Linked DNA regions of Homo sapiens: region 2 is linked to region 1. The links are chromatin loops, found by intact Hi-C in ENCODE. Cell type or tissue: heart left ventricle. All regions are shown on one strand. Each heading gives the region's core, and the rest is flanking DNA. Links, peaks and the distances in the headings are about the cores only. Region 1 overlaps PHACTR2 (phosphatase and actin regulator 2). Region 2 overlaps PHACTR2 (phosphatase and actin regulator 2).

Region 1 (4,396 bases), core at 273-4,272:
AGCTTGGGTTAGATTGATGCGCAGAAGTTACAGGGAGTGCGATTTGACTCCTTCTCTGGAATACCTTCCTCAAAATGAGGGTGATCGATACTGAAGTGGGTTGCGCCTTAAAGTGAGCATCTTCCCTCTGAATGATTTTAAGCAGGTGAGCACATCTCAGGAATATTCTGAGACAGCCCCTGCTTTGTGCGGTGTGTTGGACTAGAATGACCTCTCAGATTCATTGCAATGCAAACCCCCTCTGAGCCCATGAAAAAGTGTCCAGTGAATGTGCTCTGCAAACATGCAGGCACTATATAAACAAGAGGCAAATATTTTAAAAGGTGAAGAATGAGATACTTGTACTGCTGTGAGAGCGGTGGTTGGAATGTTGTGCCCCAGCAACATACTTTCCGTGCTCGGTCGCCTGCAGTTTGTTCTCATTGGCCCTGTACAGAGGTATCCGCATTGTGTGTTAAATACGCTCTCAGCGAAAGACCAAACAAATAGCCAACGGCATTTTCCTATCAGAGCCTGTTTATAGGAGGTAGAGCAAAAGAACAAAGCTGTTGGTTTTGATTCTTGGCAGGAAGCCAAGGCTGCTGCTTCAAAGCTCCAGAGTTTACAAGGAAGAAAGAGGGGGAATTTTTAGTTTACAAGGAAGAAAGGGGGAATTTTTAGCTGAGACTAAGTTAGAATTTAAGCAAAACTCAAAACTAAAACTAAAGAATCCTCCGGGATCCATAATGGAAAGGCAGAATAAGAAACCTGGTATGTTTCAGGCTATCGGATGATTTTTTAGTGCAAGAACGAACGTTTTAAAAGGTGCCCGAGCAGAGATTACAGACAGCCTCGATTAATGACACAGGATCACTCAGCATTTGAGCTGGATGAATTGTCCTTAGTGATCCTTGAATTGTGTCCCTTATTTTACAGATAATGGATTAGAGGCCCAGGAACTCAAAATGACTGCCCAGGGTCACTCAACAAGTTGTAGGAATTCAAGGACTAGAATCCAGGACTCCTGGCAGCCATTTTGTGTTTTGGGCAATTTTAAAGAAGCAGCAAACCAGTAAAAGTTTTGTTTCTTATGAGCAAAGGGCCGGTTAGGAAGACAGCCACCGTGATTGAATGCTGAATTGGCAGTGCATTTGGTTTGCGAGAATGTGGCCCGATCCCTAGGCCAGCGGCACTTGCTCTTGCAGTTGCCACCTTCATCCTTAAGTTTAGGGCAGAACAGCCGTGAATCTCTGGGCCTGTTCCCAGGAATGGAGGCCAAGACAACTGTTGGAGGAGGTCTACAGAGTCCCGCCACCCCTCAGAGCCCAGTCAAGCATGAATGGGCTTTTACAATCCGTAGGAGGCTGCAGTGGTCAAGGTCCTTCTAAAGCACCTGCAAAATCCCAGCAGTGTCCCACCTGTCACTGTGGGTGTTCTTTGGCTTCCTGCCGTTGATAAGAGTTCTCTCCTTTTTGACAAGAGGCCGAACAAATTGAAACTGTATTTAAATAACAACACTCTTTTTACATAATAGAACACCCAGTTTAAAAAAAAAAAAAAGACTCTTTGCCCGGTTAACTTTTTTCATTGAAATTACTAACCTTTAAGTGAGCTGTTGTTACTTGCTTCTGGAAGATACAGGAAGAATGGGGTCAGTGAGGAATCTAAAGGAAGGGAGGGAAGCCTTCTGTGTATGTCTCCTTTTTAACCCAAAGCTGTTCGTTGTCATTCTTTTGACCATTTATTCATTCATTCACTCATTTTCCTGTTTGTTTCTATTCTGATTCTATCCAAAAAAAGTTTGACAAAATGTGCAGTAAAGAGCTTATATATTGTACATAAAATATAAGTCAAGTCAGGTTTTAGAGAAGGAGGAAACAGAGATTCCATCCACGAATTGTCATATGAAATCTGTGTCAAATATCCAGTTTTACTCTGATCTTTCTAGCAACCAGGATTTAAAAAGGAATACACAATTTCTATTATCAGAAAGGAAAAAAAAATCCAGGTTCTTCAAGAGACTAAGCGTTGCTATTCTGTGGCACATGCAATTAGCAAACACTTAAGGAAGACTTTCATGCACTTACTACAAAGCTGGCTGCCCAGGGCGCATCCTCCCACCCTGTCTCCTATCAGTGTCCTTGCTTGAGGCCCTGGAGCCCCTGAGCAAACATGTTCTTAGTGTTATCACAAATGTCTTCTTAGTGTTATCACCTGCTCCCTTTGGATGTGTCAGAACCTGGTTTGGGGTAATGGCTTTAGTTTAGTTGAAACGATGTTGTCTAGAGCAGTTCCAGGATTTGCAGATAATGAGCCCAGGAGTAGGAATCGGGGAACGTCAGAAATCTCGTGCTACTGCAGCTGCATGTTGTCTACCAGTGTAGCTTTCCTGCTCTTCAAAGTGCCCTAGACTCCTTATCTGGCCCTTCGCTGCTGTATCAAAGTGCATTTTTGAACAGAAGGTCTGGAGGAAATAGAGTTCTGCAGAACACGCTTTGGGAAATGTTGACTCAGGATTAATAGATGACATGACCACATGTTAATTTTACGCACCTTCTTGGCCCCTGAAAGTGAGGAATGGACTTTGCAGTTGCATGGACATATAGAGCACAGGATTTAATACTATACACACTCAAGGGGAACACAATTGAGATCCTGCTCCGGAGCTCCCAAGCCCCATTCCAAAGTTCTACCAGGCATTTACATTTGTTCCAGAAGAAGGAAGAATCAATGTTAAGATCCCCATGGCTTTACATGTCTGTGAAAACTGATTATTATTATTTTTTTTTTTCTGAGATGGAGTTTCGCTCTTGTCGCCCAGGCTGGAGTGCAATGGCACGATCTTGGCTCACTGCAACTTCAGCCTCCTGGGTTCAGGCGATTTTCCTGCCTCAGCCTCCCAAATAGCTGGGGTTACAGGTGCCCACCACCATGACCAGCTAATTTTTGTATTTTTCGGAGATGGGGTTTTGCCATGTTGGCCAGGCTGGTCTCAAACTCCTGACCTCAGGTGATCCACCCACCTCGGCCCCCGCCAAAGTGCTAGGATTACAGGCATGAGCCACCGTTCCTGGCTGAAAGCTGATTATTCTTAACTGCCTTCTCCATCCTCCTAAGACCTGGGGATTGTCAGCTAATATATAAGAACTCTCTAGAATTAGTGAGAACGCAGGGGAAAGAGTTATAGAAATATGATGTGTTGGGCTTTTGTAATAGATGGAGTGAGAGAGAAAACACTAGAAAATAGTTCATTTTCCTGGAATGCAAATGGGTTACCCAGAATATTTACTGATGTTTATGTGTTTTTTTCTTTAATGTAAGCATACATATCTTCTTCATACACTGCATATCCATAGAATTATATGTTTTAGAATGCAACATTTCTAGCTTCAGCGTGAGAAGCAGGCTTTATGCTCTCTAGTTGCTATGTAATAATATGCCTGGACGCCAGGCCAAAGGTGGCCATTTGAAAGACCAGGGATGGCGGTTGGACTTCAGATCATGGGCTGCAGCCATTTGCTCTTGTCATAGCTGTGTTGATTCCACTCAGATCATGTGTTTTTTTTAAGCAACTAAGAAAACGAGTTTGAGCCCTCATGTGAGGAGAATAAATGTGCTCAATTCTACTTGGAATGTTTTTCATAATTATCTTAAGGAATGACTTGATTCTTACTTGTGCTTGTTCTTTTTAAAAGTATTAGAAAGGAAGATATCCACACGACAAAGTAGAGAGGAGCTGATAAGAAGGGGAGTGCTTAAGGAATTGCCTGATCAAGGTGAGGAAATTAATCATACATTTTAAATATTTTGGTCCTTCATTCTTTGGTTTTTCTTTTGTTTTCTTTTGAAATTTAAAGGGATCATGGTCTTTGTAAGGTAAAGCGGTGATTACTGCATTCCAAGCGCCGTGCTTCCATTGGTAATGCCTTTGTGAGCTGCAGAGAATCTGAAATATTATAGAATTCTAGTGACTTTCCTGGTGAATCCATCACCATATGTCATTCTAAACCTAAAACTCTGCAAAGGTACATCCGAGGGCAATACAGATGAGATACAAATGCTTACGGCTCCTTCTCTTCTCTATTCTTGAGCTTCAGTCTTTCTATTCACATGAAACTCATGTGTTTGAGTAAATGCAAAGTTTTAGCTTGGTTCATGCTATTTTGTTTCTTAAGACTACCAATAAAAGAGAAGAGAGAAGGCACACATACCTCTTGTCCTTTGCACTCTATAATAACACTGAAATGTACAATCAATAAAGCATGAATAGGCAAACTAAACTAACCTGCTTTCTGCTTTCTCTCATGTAATTTTGCAGTACTGTTCTCTTTTCATTTCTCTGAATCTTTCCCTAGCAATGATTATTTCTAATTTTTTCCCCTATCTCTGATCTTCTCTTTTTTTCTCTATCCTCCCG
Region 2 (4,396 bases), core at 248-4,247, 60 kb after region 1:
AGAAATTTAAAATGAACATCAAGACAGGATTCTCTGCCACTATTCAAATTAAAATACCTCCTTTCGGCCGGGCACGGTGGCTCATGCCTGTAATCCCAGCATTTTGGGAGGCCGAGGCGGGCGGATCACAAAGTCAGGAGTTTGAGACCAGCCTGGCCAACATGGTGAAACCTCGTCTCTACTAAAAATACAAAAAATTAGCCAGGCACGGTGGTGCATGCATGTAATCCCAGCTGCTCGGGAGGCTGAGGCAGGAGAATCACTTGAACCTGGGAGGCGGAGGTTGCAGTGAGCCAAGATCGTACCACTGCACTCCAGCCTGGGTGACAAGAGTGAAACTCCGTCTCAAAAAAAAAAAAAAAAAAAAACCTCCTTTCAAGGAAGAACGTTTTATAGATGTTAATTGGCGAGTGGTATAGAGCAGCCTCACTCTTTCTCCTTCTGGTTCTAGGCATCACTTTTTGCAGTAAGCAAAAGTATCCTCACTGTTGATCGGACTAGTGAGACAAACTGGACAGCCATGTCACAGAGGACTCAGGCTCACACATATTTCTCTGCTTGCTTCTTCATTTCCAAAAGTCAGTAGCAAGCATTATTGTCACAGTTCCTAGTCACAGGTTCTCCATAGAAACTACAGGGGCTGAGGAATATATCTGGGGAGAAGAGACAATCTGTGACATGGACTTAAATATAGCATTGAAAGGAGTGTTGAGGGAAAGGCTCGTGTATTGCAGAATGATGGTTAGTTATGAGAGAGAGCTAGAGACAGGCCTCAGGGCTTTTTTTCTGTCTGTTCCCTTTCCTAAAATGTATTATTTTCCAACCACAAAGAAGACTTTTTATCTCCCAGTGAAGTCACTCCCTGTGACTTATCATTCTTAGTTTTGGCTGAAGAGTCCATTTTGCCTAGAGGTTACAGGGGTGTTTTTATTAGCACCTTTTTAAAAACATGAGTAAAACATTCTTTATAGAGAAGTTAGGAAATAAAAATAAGCAAAAATTTGAAACCACGAACCATCTGTAATCCTGCCACTATTTGTTAACAGATAACTAATGTTAACATTTCAGTCTGAATGGCGTAAGCATCCCCTCAAATACCAAAAATTACGTGACACGGATTATGTGTTCTTTAAATAGCAATGCATTCTATTTGATATTTTCTTTGGGTAGCTTTAAGGATTATGCTGAAATTATAAGTTCTATTTCTATAAACTTCCAATATTAAAGAATATATAAGCAACTGCTTTCTCTGTAGCTCTCTGGCAGCTAGTCAAAGCCATGTTGTTGTAGGCAATATTCTATGTAGAACTTTCCATAGGAAAATGGTATTGCTTCTCAGAAAATGTCATGACCTGCACTTTCCTTGTGGTCATCGTGGGTGGGGGATGTTCCGTGTGACTCATAGACCAGACTCAAGGATGAGTTTAGCAAAGGCCCGCTCCCACTCCCTCTTGCCAATGGCACTTGAAGGAAGTCTATCATGGTTTTAGTTTGGCTATAGTATGATATTATATTTATTACACCTTAAAAGAATGTCTAAGCTCAGTATGGTGGCTCATGCCTGTAATTTCAGCACTTTGAGAAACTGAGGTGAGAGGATCACTTGAGCCTAGAAGTTCGAGATCAGCCTGGGCAACATCTTGAGACTGTGTCTCTACCAAAAAAAATTTAAAAATTAGCTGAGCATGGTGGCGCACACCTGTAATCCGAGCTACTGGGAATGCTGAGTTGGGAGGATCACTTGAGCCCAGGAGTTTGAGGCTGCAATGAGCCATGATCTCGCCACTCCACTCCAGCTTGGATGACAGAGCGAGACTCTATCTCTTAAAAAAAAAAAAAAGGTCTGCTTCATTGATGCTGTATATACTGGGGCAATATATGACCTAAATAACAGTTCTGTTTATCTATTTTTTTTCCTGTTTAGGCAGCAATAAGGAAAGAACTAAATGAATTTAAAAGCACAGAAATGGAAGTTCATGAAGAGAGTCGACAGTTTACAAGGTAGGTGACAAAATGCAGCTTAGAAATTGAAAATGCTTAAGATGTGATCCCATGTTGAGTTGGTTAAAAAAAGAAATTGCTTACAATGGTAAATTTTATGATAGGTATATTTCATCACAATTAAAAAATGTTTTTAAACAGTTTAGCTTAAAACCATCTTATGAACATTTCCGCTTCTCTCACATTCATCCTTGTTGGCTTTTAAGAACCTAATAGTCAATGTGACAGTTTTAAAGATATGACTAGATAAGATTGTAAATTTCTAGAATTTCATAATAAACTCAGCTATCTCCTTCAAGAACACTAAAACTAATCATGCTGAATAAGAATTTCTAAAATTAAATCTTTTCTTTCAAGGAAGTCTGAATCATTCCATGGGGCTACATTTTGGTTCCTTTCTTCGTTTTTTTCTGGGTCTGAAGACATCATTTATTCTGCTCTTGAACAGACTTAGTTGAAGTTGTATGCCCAGAATAGATGCTGGCGAGAGTCAGTGTGGGCACATACATAACACTTTGGTTTCACAATAGACATAACACAGGATTGAAGCTGACTTTTCAGAAGATGTAACTTTAGGATGGGAATCCTGATTTTACTGGTGACGAAGGAGATCGCTATCATCTTACCATTTTTCCCTCAGTCCCTTTCGGTTTCTTTCACAGGTTACCTAACCCGGTAACAAATATTGATCCCCTAAGCTACAGCCATACATCCTGGTGCCACTGTTCCTGCAGTCCCGGTGATGATGGTACTGTGTGCTGGGAGCATGTCACAATATAAAGGAAGTTGCTGTATAACCTCCAACTTTAACAGCAAACTTCCCTGAAATTGATGGGGGAGGAGTGAGGTTTGTTATCATAGACTTGCTCCACAGCTTTTCTTCCTATCTTACTGTCTTGTGTGCCAGAGAAACTCCCCTTTCTTTCAGGGTTACAGTTGGCCTTCCATATCTATGGGTTCCCCATCTGTGGAGTCAACTGACCACAATCCAAAATTTTTTTTTTTTTTTTTTTTGAGACAGAGTCTTGCTCTGTCACCCAGGCTGGGGTGCAGTGATGCAATCTCAGCTTACTGCAACCTCCACCTCCCGGGTTCAAGCGATTCTCCTGTGTCAGCCTCCAAGTAGCTGGGATTACAGGCATGTGCCACCATACCTGGCTAATTTTTGTATTAATAGCAGAGACAGGGTTTCACCATGTTGGTCCAGCTGGTCTCAAACTCCTAACCTAGAGTGATCCGCCCACCTCAGCCTCTCAGAATGCTGGGATTACAGGCATAAGCCACCACACCCAGCCCAAAATATTTTTTAAAACAAATATAAAATAACACCACAACAATAAAAATAACACAGAGCATAAAACGATACTGTATAATAGCTATTTATACAGCATTTACATTGTATTAGGTAGTATAAGTAATCTAAAGATTATTTAAAGTATACAAGAGGATGGGTGTAGGTTGTATGTAAATTCTACACCATTTTCTATCAGGGACTTGAGGAATCCATGGATTTTGGTATCTGAAGGGGTCCTGGAATGAATCCCCTGCAGACACCAAGAGCTGAATGTACTTCTTCTTTATTTTTTTATTTCCTCCTATATCATTTGTTTTTATATACATGTAGAGCGTTCCAACATCCTGAATGGATTTTTATCTATTTGAGGGCTTTATTCTATCATAATCTACTCTGAGACCAACAACATGTCCCTATCAAGCCAGACATTTTTGTCCCCCTCTTTTCTCCCTTCCACTTCTAGGGTCGGGAAAAATGTATGCTAAAATGTGACACCTGTAGTTGCTCTTCTGAAGTAAAGTTGATTATTAAAAGGTGGAATATTTTGAGTGACATCATGCTGGCTGGGGCCTCCGGGCAACTGGGAAGATAGAGTGCTTGGTGCAGTTGGGTCCTGATCCCTGAGCTGCAGTGACTGCACTCAACCCATACATTATCATTCGGGATAGTTTTGCTTCTGCATAGTTTTCCTAGAAGTTGGAGTATCTGATAGCCTTATCTTCATTTGATAGCATGATATAAAGAACAAATTACAGTCAAAAGGAATCAAATTTTAAAAGTACATTTTTATGGAAGTTCTCATTTTATGAAAAATAAATATTTATACTAAAAGAGGTTCTTTCTGTTCTGTTGTACTCTATATGAAGAAGCACAATAAAATTGGAGTACAGGGAGAAGTAAGGGTCATTTTGTTTTTGTGGGGGTATTTTTTGTTTTTTTGTTTGTTTGTTTGTTTGTTTTTTTAGTAGAGATGAGGTCTTGCTATGTTGCCCAGGCTGGTCTTGAAGTCCTGAGCTCAAGCGATCCTCCCAGCTCAGTCTACCAAAGTGTTGTGATTAAAGGCATGAGCCACTGCACCTGGCTTCTTTTTTATATATGTAT

The links. Hi-C counts contacts between places; a loop is a spot of excess contacts. Peaks named below come from ENCODE experiments on the same cell type or tissue, not always from the same donor. Only the 100,000 strongest peaks of a DNase experiment are listed, where the experiment ranks them.
Region 2: it touches region 1 in a loop (2.6-fold over the local background); 1 of 110 quality-filtered maps calls a loop at or near these places.

The regions. Positions count from the first base shown.
Region 1 is chr6:143,745,311-143,749,706 of GRCh38, forward strand. PHACTR2 (phosphatase and actin regulator 2) reads left to right here. Exons shown (of 13, transcript NM_001100164.2): 3 at 3,675-3,755. Among named protein-coding and RNA genes, the nearest start is that of PHACTR2, 70 kb to the left of the region's middle. RefSeq lists enhancers at 731-1,401, 1,402-2,071, 2,072-2,741. In heart left ventricle, for the core only: no CTCF peak of the experiment used is centred there; no DNase peak of the experiment used is centred there; H3K4me3 peaks cover 276 bases; H3K27ac peaks cover 1,583 bases.
Region 2 is chr6:143,805,133-143,809,528 of GRCh38, forward strand. It overlaps PHACTR2 (phosphatase and actin regulator 2), which reads left to right. Exons shown (of 13, transcript NM_001100164.2): 12 at 1,925-2,001. Among named protein-coding and RNA genes, the nearest start is that of LTV1, 36 kb to the right of the region's middle. In heart left ventricle, for the core only: no CTCF peak of the experiment used is centred there; no DNase peak of the experiment used is centred there; H3K27ac peaks cover 516 bases.